Regions from separate parts of the Homo sapiens genome. Here region 2 is linked to region 1. Evidence: chromatin loops called from intact Hi-C (ENCODE). Cell type or tissue: ascending aorta. All regions are shown on one strand. Each heading gives the region's core, and the rest is flanking DNA. Links, peaks and the distances in the headings are about the cores only. Region 1 overlaps CASK (calcium/calmodulin dependent serine protein kinase). Region 2 overlaps CASK (calcium/calmodulin dependent serine protein kinase).

The links. Peaks named below come from ENCODE experiments on the same cell type or tissue, not always from the same donor. Only the 100,000 strongest peaks of a DNase experiment are listed, where the experiment ranks them.
Region 2: it touches region 1 in a loop (2.0-fold over the local background); 2 of 110 quality-filtered maps call a loop at or near these places.

What each region holds. Positions count from the first base shown.
Region 1 is chrX:41,591,876-41,597,263 of GRCh38, forward strand. All of the region lies in intron 12 of CASK (calcium/calmodulin dependent serine protein kinase), which reads right to left. Among named protein-coding and RNA genes, the nearest start is that of CASK-AS1, 77 kb to the left of the region's middle. RefSeq lists silencers at 4,833-4,952, 4,993-5,042. In ascending aorta, for the core only: no CTCF peak of the experiment used is centred there; a DNase peak (open chromatin) is centred at 2,863; H3K27ac peaks cover 1,723 bases.
Region 2 is chrX:41,692,733-41,698,120 of GRCh38, forward strand. The region is part of intron 5 of CASK (calcium/calmodulin dependent serine protein kinase); the gene reads right to left. It overlaps GPR34 (G protein-coupled receptor 34), which reads left to right. Exons shown (of 3, transcript NM_001097579.2): 3 at 2,823-4,543. The coding sequence starts at 2,902. The coding sequence ends at 4,047. Among named protein-coding and RNA genes, the nearest start is that of GPR34, 6.5 kb to the left of the region's middle. In ascending aorta, for the core only: no CTCF peak of the experiment used is centred there; no DNase peak of the experiment used is centred there; H3K27ac peaks cover 1,374 bases.

The DNA of each region.
Region 1 (5,388 bases), core at 164-5,163:
TTTAGTCACCCCCTGACGTGTCATAATATTATCAAGCAAAGTTTAAATAATCTAAGTGAATACATAAAAATATTTTTATAAAATCTCAAACCCGGCTGGGTGCAGTGGCTCACACCTGTAATTCCAGCACTTTGGGACGCTGAGGCAGGCAGATTGCTTGAGCCCAGGAGTTGGAGAACAGCCTGGGCAGCATGGCAAAACCCTGTCTCTGCAAAAGAAATACAAAAATTAGCCAGGCATGGTGGCATATGCCTGTATTCCCAGCTACTCAGAAGGTCAAGGCTGCAGTGAGCTATGATCGCATCACTGCACTCTAGCCTGGGTGACAGAGCAAGACTTTGTCTCGAAAAAAAAAAAAAAAAAATCTCAAACCTGTTTGAGAAAAAAAGCAAATTTAATTTGAGGCTTTACAAGTTGATAGCACCATCACTTTATAATGTCTAATTCCATGATAAACTGTAAGTTTTGCCTTTTTCTTGATCAAGGACTATTATTTCCAACATTTTCAACTATGATTATGGTTCGTTTCTATTTAAACATTTAATAAATGCACATCAATTTTTCTCACAAAGAAAAAATAATCCCACAACTCCCCAAATTGGAGATAATTTTTGACCTGGTCTTACTATGTCATATACAGTTCCTTAGGTCTTATATCTGTAATTTCTTAAGAACGTGTGGCCGAATCAGATGTAGTACTTATGGAACATAGATTCCTGGACCCCCCTCCAGACCTACAACATCAGAATTTAAGAAGGAGGTCCAGAAATCTGTGCTTTAATAAACTCCTTAGGTATTTGAAAATCTTATGTCCAGTGCTAACTTTTGAGAGTACTAATAGTACTACTACTAATAGCAACAATATTACTTTTATTGAGCACTTACTAGATGATAGTTACTAGTCTAAGCTCTTAACATATACTCATTCACTTAACCTCAAACAATCCTACGCAGTTGGTTACCCCTACTATTCTCACTTTAAGATGAGAAAAATGAGGCACAGAGTGGTCAAGTGAGAACCGCTGTTCTATCCATACAACTTCATAGGTGGCACACAAGTGCCTGGAATCTCTTTTGAGGCACTGCTCCAAGGAAAATACTCAGACCAAATTTTTTTCCACGCCTTTGGTCTGGTCTGATCCAGTTCAATCACTTAAATTAAATTCAACTCACCTAAAGTTCAGTGGAAGTAGTGGCAGGATGAGGGGGAGGTGGGATGCTTAATATGAAAGGCAGATACAATGGGAAGGAATTAAAAGGTGGGGCTTCTACCTGAGGTGGGGGCATTGGGCTCTGCTTCTTCTAAAAACTGCAGCTCTCAAGTCCTAGAAACTGCACCTCTCAAGGCAGCCACAGGATAGAGAGGATGGTGTCCATGTGGCAAAGAATACACTGTGAATCTCGGCTGCTGGCTCATCAACCAAAAGGGCAAGTAAGAACTGAAGCAGGAGGGAGTGAGGAATGGGCTCATTTTGTCACTGTCAGAGAGAAGTGACCCTTTGTTGGTTCATCCACATACCCATCCACTCAATATTTATTGAAGTCTTACTAGGTACTAAAATGTGGGGTTCTATGTACTAGGGATACAGAGATGAAAAAGATGAGTTTCTGTCTTCAAAGAGCTCACAAATTCCAAAAATCTGTATAACCAAAGGCCCAGAAATGTATGAAGGATTCAACCCTTTGGAGACCAGAGAGTAAGTAGTTTGGTCCCCAGCAATAACAACTGGCAATGATCTCAGTGGGCAACCCGAAGTTGGAAAGTATCTTGATGTATATGCATAATATGTCAACCTTCATTTCCCCCACCAATTTCTACATTTTTGTCTTAGAGACTCAAAATACTTTAGTGATATCCATAGCATATACAAAGCATTTGAGAAATATGGCAAAGCAGGTAAATAAAAAGTCATCAATGGAAAAAAGTTCGAATGCGATGTAACATTGAAGTGTTTAAAAACAGTAGTTAGAAACATAGTGCTTTTGGATTTCTCATTCTCATGGGTCATCTGCATATTATATGCTGCCTGCAAAGATATGCAGGACTCAAATTTCAAATCTAGGTAGAGTTTTGTCAAGGTCTGGGGCAAATGAAAGGTAGCTGGGTTTTGAGAACAAAGGAAGACTGCAGCTTGTCTTTCTTACCCTTTACCCACCCCCCATTCTATCATATATAAAGAATATATAAAATGTTACTTGGGACCTTACCAGTAGTCTTGGACTTTCAGCTAAAGCCCAAAGCTAAGGCCAAGAGGAAGTAAATGGCACTGAACCTGCTATAAAGCTGCTAGACCACTTCTCCTGGGCTTGCTGAAAGGCAGTCAAAATGGCCCTTCCATATTCACCCCAGGACCCCTCATTCTGCCTATAGAGGCAGAAGTCTGGGATTTGTAGGAGTCACAGGACTAAGAAGAGCAAGTATTTGATTATTCCCTTCTCCTTCTTGTTCGGGAGGAAAGGAGAGGGGATTGCACCCTCCCTCATACAAAGTGAAGGATGGTAGATGCCCCAAAAGAACCACGCATTAGACACTGGAGGTGCCAGCCAGAAGAGCTCACTATCTCATTCTCTGGAGGGATGCTTGCTGAATTGTAGCAACTTATAGGCCCACCTTGGTACACTAGAAAGGATCTCTGTGTGAGAGAGAGTCCTTGGGGCAGCTTGACATGTAGCATTTGGGGTCCTAAGCAAAAAGAGACTGGTGCCTGCCTCTTTCATGACTGGAGGCCGCCTGGGGCAGGCCATGCTTGTAGTGTATGTTGAGTTAAGCATGTGTGTGTTTCCCATGAGTCAAGGAGACACTGCAGAAGGTAGCCTGGCTGGAGCCATCTGGATACAGCCCTGCCCAGGAGGACAAGAGGACTCAGAAGTAAAAAGCTATGTGGTAACCCCTGGGGGCAGGGGACGAGAACGTTTCTGAGACCAGGTGCTGAGTATACTGACGATGCAGAAACCACACGTCTGCAACTCAGGACAGAGCCAACACTGGGGTGTCTGCCACACCAAGGGCATCAACAGCCAAGAGGGAACTGAATGTCTGAGGTACATTATAGAACATGCTGTTTAAGTGGTTCTTTTTCTTTCCCACGACCAGACTCGGGTTCTCTGACATTAGGTAATAGCCCCTAGCGTGAGGCTGAGTACATAGTAGTGTTTAAGAAATGCTTCCTCTAGAAAAAATAAGTATTATATTTGGACTAGTACATAGAAATTGTAAATAGATTTAAAAAAAATTCAGAGTAACATAAAATAAACACACCAGGAATATTTATTTCAGCTTGTTTCTTTAGGAACCAGATATTATTTCTCTTCGATCCTGCATGTGCAGTTAAAAACTTTCCCTCAAAATTAAGAAATGTGTTTTGACTATATTTAATTCTTTCTTTTGTATCTTTTAAGTCTGACTTACTTTATACAACTTTCAAGGTAAAAGAGACCTTAGGGCTGGGTGTGGTGGTTCATGCCTGTAATCCCAGCACTTGGGGAGGCCATACGAGGTAGGAAGATCACTTAAGCCCAGGAATTCAAGACCAACCTCGGCAAGATAGTGAGACTCTGTCTCTACAAAAAAATAAAAAAATTTGCTGGGTGTGGTGGTGATTGCCTGTAGTCCCAGCTACTCAAGATGGGGAGGTAGGAGGGTTCCCTGAGCCCAGGATGAGTGAGCTGTGATTGTGCCACTGCACTCCAGCCTGGGTGACAGAATGAGACTCTGTTTGGGGTACCAAAAAAATAAAAATAAAAAAAAGAGGAGATCTTAGATGTCAACATGATTCAACTCCTCCATTTTAAAAAGTCAAAAGCTGAGTTCCAGTCAGGTGAACTGTCATGGTCAGGGTCATACAGCCAGAGTAGCAGGGACCTGACCCTGCCCTGCTGATATGCTGTCCTTTCTCTCATCCAGATCTCCTCAGCTTGTTACTAGAATTCAGTAATACACAATGCCTTGTGCCAGGGAGATATCTTTGGCAAATACTTGGGAAAAAAGCTGTAAAAAATTCTATTTATAGGCTGCAGGGAAAAATACACTCAATATGATTTGAAAACTATTAGCTACTCAATTACAAGCCTTGCCATGTTAAAGAATGTCAGGATTCTCACCTGAGGTGAGGAGTTCGAGACTAGCCTGGCCAACATGATGAAACCCCATCTCTACTAAAAATACAAAAATGAGCTGGGTGTGGTGGTGCATGCCTGTAGTCCCAGCTACTAAGGTAGCTGAGGCAGGAGGATCGCTTGAACCCGAGAGGTGGAGGTTAAGGTGAGCCGAGATCACACCACTGCACTCCAGCCTGGGCAACAGAGTGAGACTCTGTCTCAAAAAAAAAAAAAAAAAGAATATCAGGATCCTAATCCTATCCTGGCAAGATAGGAAATATTTTAGGCTTTGCAGGCCATATGATCTCTGTCACAGCCACTAAACCCTGTTGTGTTGTATGAGGGCGGCTGTTAATAATCCATAAATGAATGAGCATGGCTGTGTTCCAATAAAACTTTATTTACAAAAACAGGTGGCCAGCTGGATTTGGCCTGAGGGCCATAGTTTGTGAATCCCTGCTCTAGAAGCTTAAATTCAAGTTATATTGGAATGACAAAATGTATTTCCTTTTGCTATTTGCTTTCCTGAAATTTGAAGGTATCAGGTGTATTTGTAAAGCTGAGGTGTGAAGGGGGAGGAAGAGAGAAGGAAGAATGTTAATAAATTATCCCTAGAGGGAAAACAAGAATGAATCTGTTACTGTTTACTCTCTTTTTCTAATGAAATTATCATTACCCAAATTCAGCACTTTTTATTAAAAAAAACAAAAAACAAAAAACATGTACACACAACACCAGGGCAAAACAAGGAAATGTGAACAGCTGCAAGGGAAACAGACTGTCTCATATTGTCTCACAGATAGGCCTGCTCTCTGCAAATCTCTGGTACTGAGTCAGATATGACCACACATACCTACACCGACACGCTTCATTCATCTTTCTGTCTTAGGAAGTGTCGCCACAGTTCCATAAAGAGAACACATTCTACATTTGACATGGGTTTTCAAATGAAGCAGAATAAACTTGGTAGTGATATTAAATTCAAATCTCCTGAGATTGTACTTTCAAACATAAAGATGATAAAATCAGTTAATATGTCACCTTTTATTTACATTCAAAGCACTAAATCAAGTTTCATTTTTTATCATACTCATTATATCACATTATCTTCTGATTTCTTAGTTATCAAATAGAAACCTGTGTTTTGCTCATAGTTTATGTGCAGTATTTATCAAGATCAACATTTAAAATGGAATGCATGGTAAGAAGCTATAAAATAATTATCACTGAGTTGTATGTCCCACTAACTTTTTTTGCACAGAGAAAACCAAATCTAAGGACCAGAATGTA
Region 2 (5,388 bases), core at 314-5,313, 100 kb after region 1:
CCAGGTGAGACCCTACCAGCCTGGGACAGAAGCAGCATAGTAGTAACAATTTTCATTTCAGACATCACGTATCTAGGAATTCAACTAAAGATGGGTTTTTCGTTGCCACCACACTACGCTAGTGATAGAGCAATTGCAATTGTGTTTGTTAATGCAGCTAAAGCTCTTCCTGTACTTGTACAGCTGCTTTTAATATCCACATGTAGAACTTCATATACATTTCTACTAAATTCCCTCTTTGATTTAATAATATTTATTATGCTAAGCATTAGGTACAGAGAGCCGAACAAAATTGACTTGGTTCTTAATCCTAATGGAACTTAAATTCTAACATGAGAGAAGAAAAAAAATCCAAAATAACTACTCACAGGTGAGTTTTTCACGTCATTTCAGCTACTTGAGCTCTCAAAATCACATTACTTCTTGTGCCTCAATTCCCTGAACCTATGAGAGCTCCCTACATAACCACACAATATAGGTGGTTCCTCTACAGACACCCTTTTCCTTTTCCTGGTAATGCAGGTTGCATTATCAGTTTCATTTTTGGTAGCCTGACATTCTTTCTAGATTGCCCTTTCCTTTTAGAATCTTAGATCACAGGTTGGGCATAGTGGCTCACACCTGTAATTCCAGCACTTTGGGAGGCCGAAGTGGGCAGATCACCTGAGGTCAGGAGTTCGAGACCAGCCTGGCCAACGTGGTGAAACCCCATCTCTACTAAAAATACAAAAATTAGCCGGGCATGGTGGCGGGCGCCTGTAATCCCAGCTACTCGGGAGGCTGAGGCAGGAGAATCGCTTGAAGCCAGGGGGCGGAGGTTGCAGTGAGCCGAGATCACGCCATTGCACTCTAGCCTGGGTGACAAGAGCAAAACTCTGTCTCAAAAACAAAACAAAACAAACAAACAAACAAAAACCAGAATCTTAGATCACAAGAAACATGCCTATACCTTTCTATAAACTTTCTGAAATTTGTCTTCCTGCAGTTGAGACACATGACAGACTAGACTCAGTCCTTCCCCGCTCCCTTCCTTTCTCCCTCCACTTTCCTGAATTCTGGAAACAGGCTCTTACCAGGGATTACATAACTTCCTCTTCACCAGCCAGTTCCTCTTCTGTGGAATCAATGCTCCCCAACTTTACAACATTTTAAATCTTAATGTTACCCTCTACCAAAATGCTTTGTTTTTAATCAAATTATGTGTAGAGCTTTAAGAAAGGCTATTTTTCTCTGTGTATAAGATCAAATCAGGGACTTAATTTATGTAATTCAAATCCACTTTGCATGGTAGCAGTCAGGGTTTGAATGTCCACTCCTCCAAAATGTTTACTAATAGGGTCTCTGTCTTATTCACCTTCCTTTCCCACACAGTACTTAGCCAAGTGTGAGATATTTACTAAAATGAGATTAATCAAAAGGTGTTTATTAAAGCTAACTTTTATTAAGCAGTCACTATGTGCCAGGATTAAGTTCTTCTTATGCATTTTTCATTTTCACAAATGAGAAAACTAAGGCATAGAAAAGATTAAGTTATTTGCCCTTGGTCACAAGTTAGTTGGGTCTGATTTTGAGAACCTTGCTCTGGGCATCTTTATGTTAACCCTGCTAAGTGGCTGCTGTAGAGAAATAGGGCAGTCACTCTATGAGAGGAATGTGATGAGACCTCCAGAAATGCTTTCTTTACTTGTTATGACCAGCTCTCAGACTAAGCTCTTTACAGCAGTCAATGGGCCAATAATAAGTAGCTTTGCAAATATTCTCTGCTGCCACAAACAAGTAGAATTCAAACACTATCTCTTCGAAGGTTCTAGCAAGTCTCAAATTATTGAACCCAGGGCACATTTAAGCTTTGGTCAGGTTACTTTCAAAATCTTGGATTGCACATGCTGTTTCCCATCTACGTTATTACTCTATGCTTCTAGGTTAGGAGTGGCTAACTGGCAGCTGCCAGCTAACTTGGTTTTGTTTGGTTACTTTTTTCTCCTGTCCAGTGATACAAGAGTCTGTGTAACCTTGCAGGTGCTGTATTCTCTTAGTCTATTATGTTAATTGCATGCCCTAAGACCCCTACCTTGGTCTTAGGCTGAAAAGAAATTTAGGATCCTCTTCTTTATTCCCACTTATAGAATGAGACCACCACAAGTCACACGCCATGTAGCAATACATGTCAAAATGAATGAATGCCACATATGAGGGAAAAAGTCAAGGCAGGAAGTGGTTCTGAAGCTGGGCAGGGCCAGCAGTGGGCCCAGCTCTCTTATGGCTGTACATACCTTTAGAGAAACTGATGCTCATCTTTGAGAAATATGAGCTGTCATTTCTCTTCACCACCATCTGTATTCCCATAAGAACTTCCCTAAGAGAAGATGATCTCATAAATTGAGTTATTTTAATATAATACATGAAACAGAACTTCAATGTAGGCCATGGCCACAGGAAAGGTTAGAGCATGAAACTCCATGAGATACCACACTATGTGCTGCTTGTTTAATGATACAATAATGTTACTACATACAGTAGGATAAAAGTAAAGTTTCTCGCAATGTCTGAAAATAAATCATTTATTATTTACACTGTCTTTTTTTTTTTTTTTTTTTTAAAGAGATGGGGTCTTGTTCTGTTGCCCAGGCTGGAGTGCAGTGGCTCAATTATAGCTCACTACAGCCTTGAACTCCTGGGTTCAAGCAATCCTTCTGCTGTAGCCTCCCGAGTAGCTAGGACCATAGGCGTGTGCTGGGAAGCCCAGCCTATTATTTACACTTTTAGTTAAAGTAACTGTTATTAAAATAGCAAATGACTCAATGTTTGGCATTCCGTTGTAGGAAAAATCTGAAGACATAAGAACTACACATGAGGAATATGTCATTTAGCACTTTCACTTTTTGATCTCCACAGAAGACAATGAGAAGTCATACCATAACAATGACGACAACTTCAGTCAGCAGCTGGCCTTACTCCTCCCACAGAATGCGCTTTATAACCAATCATAGCGACCAACCGCCACAAAACTTCTCAGCAACACCAAATGTTACTACCTGTCCCATGGATGAAAAATTGCTATCTACTGTGTTAACCACATCCTACTCTGTTATTTTCATCGTGGGACTGGTTGGGAACATAATCGCCCTCTATGTATTTCTGGGTATTCACCGTAAAAGAAATTCCATTCAAATTTATCTACTTAACGTAGCCATTGCAGACCTCCTACTCATCTTCTGCCTCCCTTTCCGAATAATGTATCATATTAACCAAAACAAGTGGACACTAGGTGTGATTCTGTGCAAGGTTGTGGGAACACTGTTTTATATGAACATGTACATTAGCATTATTTTGCTTGGATTCATCAGTTTGGATCGCTATATAAAAATTAATCGGTCTATACAGCAACGGAAGGCAATAACAACCAAACAAAGTATTTATGTCTGTTGTATAGTATGGATGCTTGCTCTTGGTGGATTCCTAACTATGATTATTTTAACACTTAAGAAAGGAGGGCATAATTCCACAATGTGTTTCCATTACAGAGATAAGCATAACGCAAAAGGAGAAGCCATTTTTAACTTCATTCTTGTGGTAATGTTCTGGCTAATTTTCTTACTAATAATCCTTTCATATATTAAGATTGGGAAGAATCTATTGAGGATTTCTAAAAGGAGGTCAAAATTTCCTAATTCTGGTAAATATGCCACTACAGCTCGTAACTCCTTTATTGTACTTATCATTTTTACTATATGTTTTGTTCCCTATCATGCCTTTCGATTCATCTACATTTCTTCACAGCTAAATGTATCATCTTGCTACTGGAAAGAAATTGTTCACAAAACCAATGAGATCATGCTGGTTCTCTCATCTTTCAATAGTTGCTTAGATCCAGTCATGTATTTCCTGATGTCCAGTAACATTCGCAAAATAATGTGCCAACTTCTTTTTAGACGATTTCAAGGTGAACCAAGTAGGAGTGAAAGCACTTCAGAATTTAAACCAGGATACTCCCTGCATGATACATCTGTGGCAGTGAAAATACAGTCTAGTTCTAAAAGTACTTGAGGTAAACATACTAAAATGAATTATATAATGCAGCCTCTTAATTCTTTGAAGAACTAAAAAATTAGGAAACAAAGTTCTAGCATTTACAAAACTCAGATCTCAAAGCTCTGCTTGTATTTGTGATATTTCATTTGCTTAACTGTAAACCATTTCAAGGTACTAACTTTTAAATCTGTATGTAAAATCTTTTCAAAATACATTTTTAAGCTAATACTCTTAACATAGATTATGAAGTTAAGTGAAATTTATGGCTCTAACAGCAAAATAATTAAAGTGCCATAGTTTCTCAAGTGACTAAAGTAGTTATTAAAATCAAGCACTTGATACTAATTTGAAGTGTGTTTAAAAGTAAATGATTTGGGAACTGACAATGTGTCAGAAAATATATGTTCATTTATCATTTTAAAATCTTGTATAATTTGCCACTGTATTCATTTATGCCTAAATCTCTATAACAGATGAAAAGATAATTAATAAAATCCTAATTAAAAAATGAGATCACCCACTATCTATCACTGCTTAGATAAAAAGGGAAAGAATTTAAATACTGTATAGTAAAAATTAACAGATAAGCTAACGATTCAATAGCCTAGCAATAGGTCTTAAAACCACACCTTACTTAAAACAGGTTTATAAACAATAGGGTCATTTCAGCCACAGTTTGATAAAGTAACATTGAACATGCATATTCTGTGATCCAGCAAGTCATCTACAAGGTATACATCTTACAGAATCATTCAAATACGTACACAAGAAACATGTAATGATGCTCAGTGAACTAACATTCATAATACGAAACAACTGGAAATAAGGACATAACAGCAAAGGCATGGAGAAGTGAACTGGTTTACTCACGAAATGGAATATCATGTAGCGATGCAATGAAATGAACTACACTCACATGCATCAACATGGGTATATCTCAAATATAATGTTGAGTAAAAAAAACCCCACAAAATTGCAAAAGGGTATGTACTGCATGAAATCATTTATGTAAAATATAAAAACATAAAACAATACCACATTCTTTTTTTTTTTTGAGACAGAGTTTCACTCTTATTGCCCAGGCTGGAGTGCAGTGGCCTGATCTTGGCTCACTGCAACCTCCACCTCCCACGTTCAAGTGATTCTCCTGTCTCAGCCTCCCGAGTAGCTGGGATTACAGGCGCATGCCACCACGCCCGGCTACTTTTTGGATTTTTAGTAGAGACGGGGTTTCATATGTTGGCCAGGCTGGTCTCGAACTCCTGACCTCAGGGTGATCCACCTGCCTCAGCCTCCCAAAGTGCTGGGATTACAGGCATGAGCCACCGCGCCTGGTAGAAAACAATACCACATTCT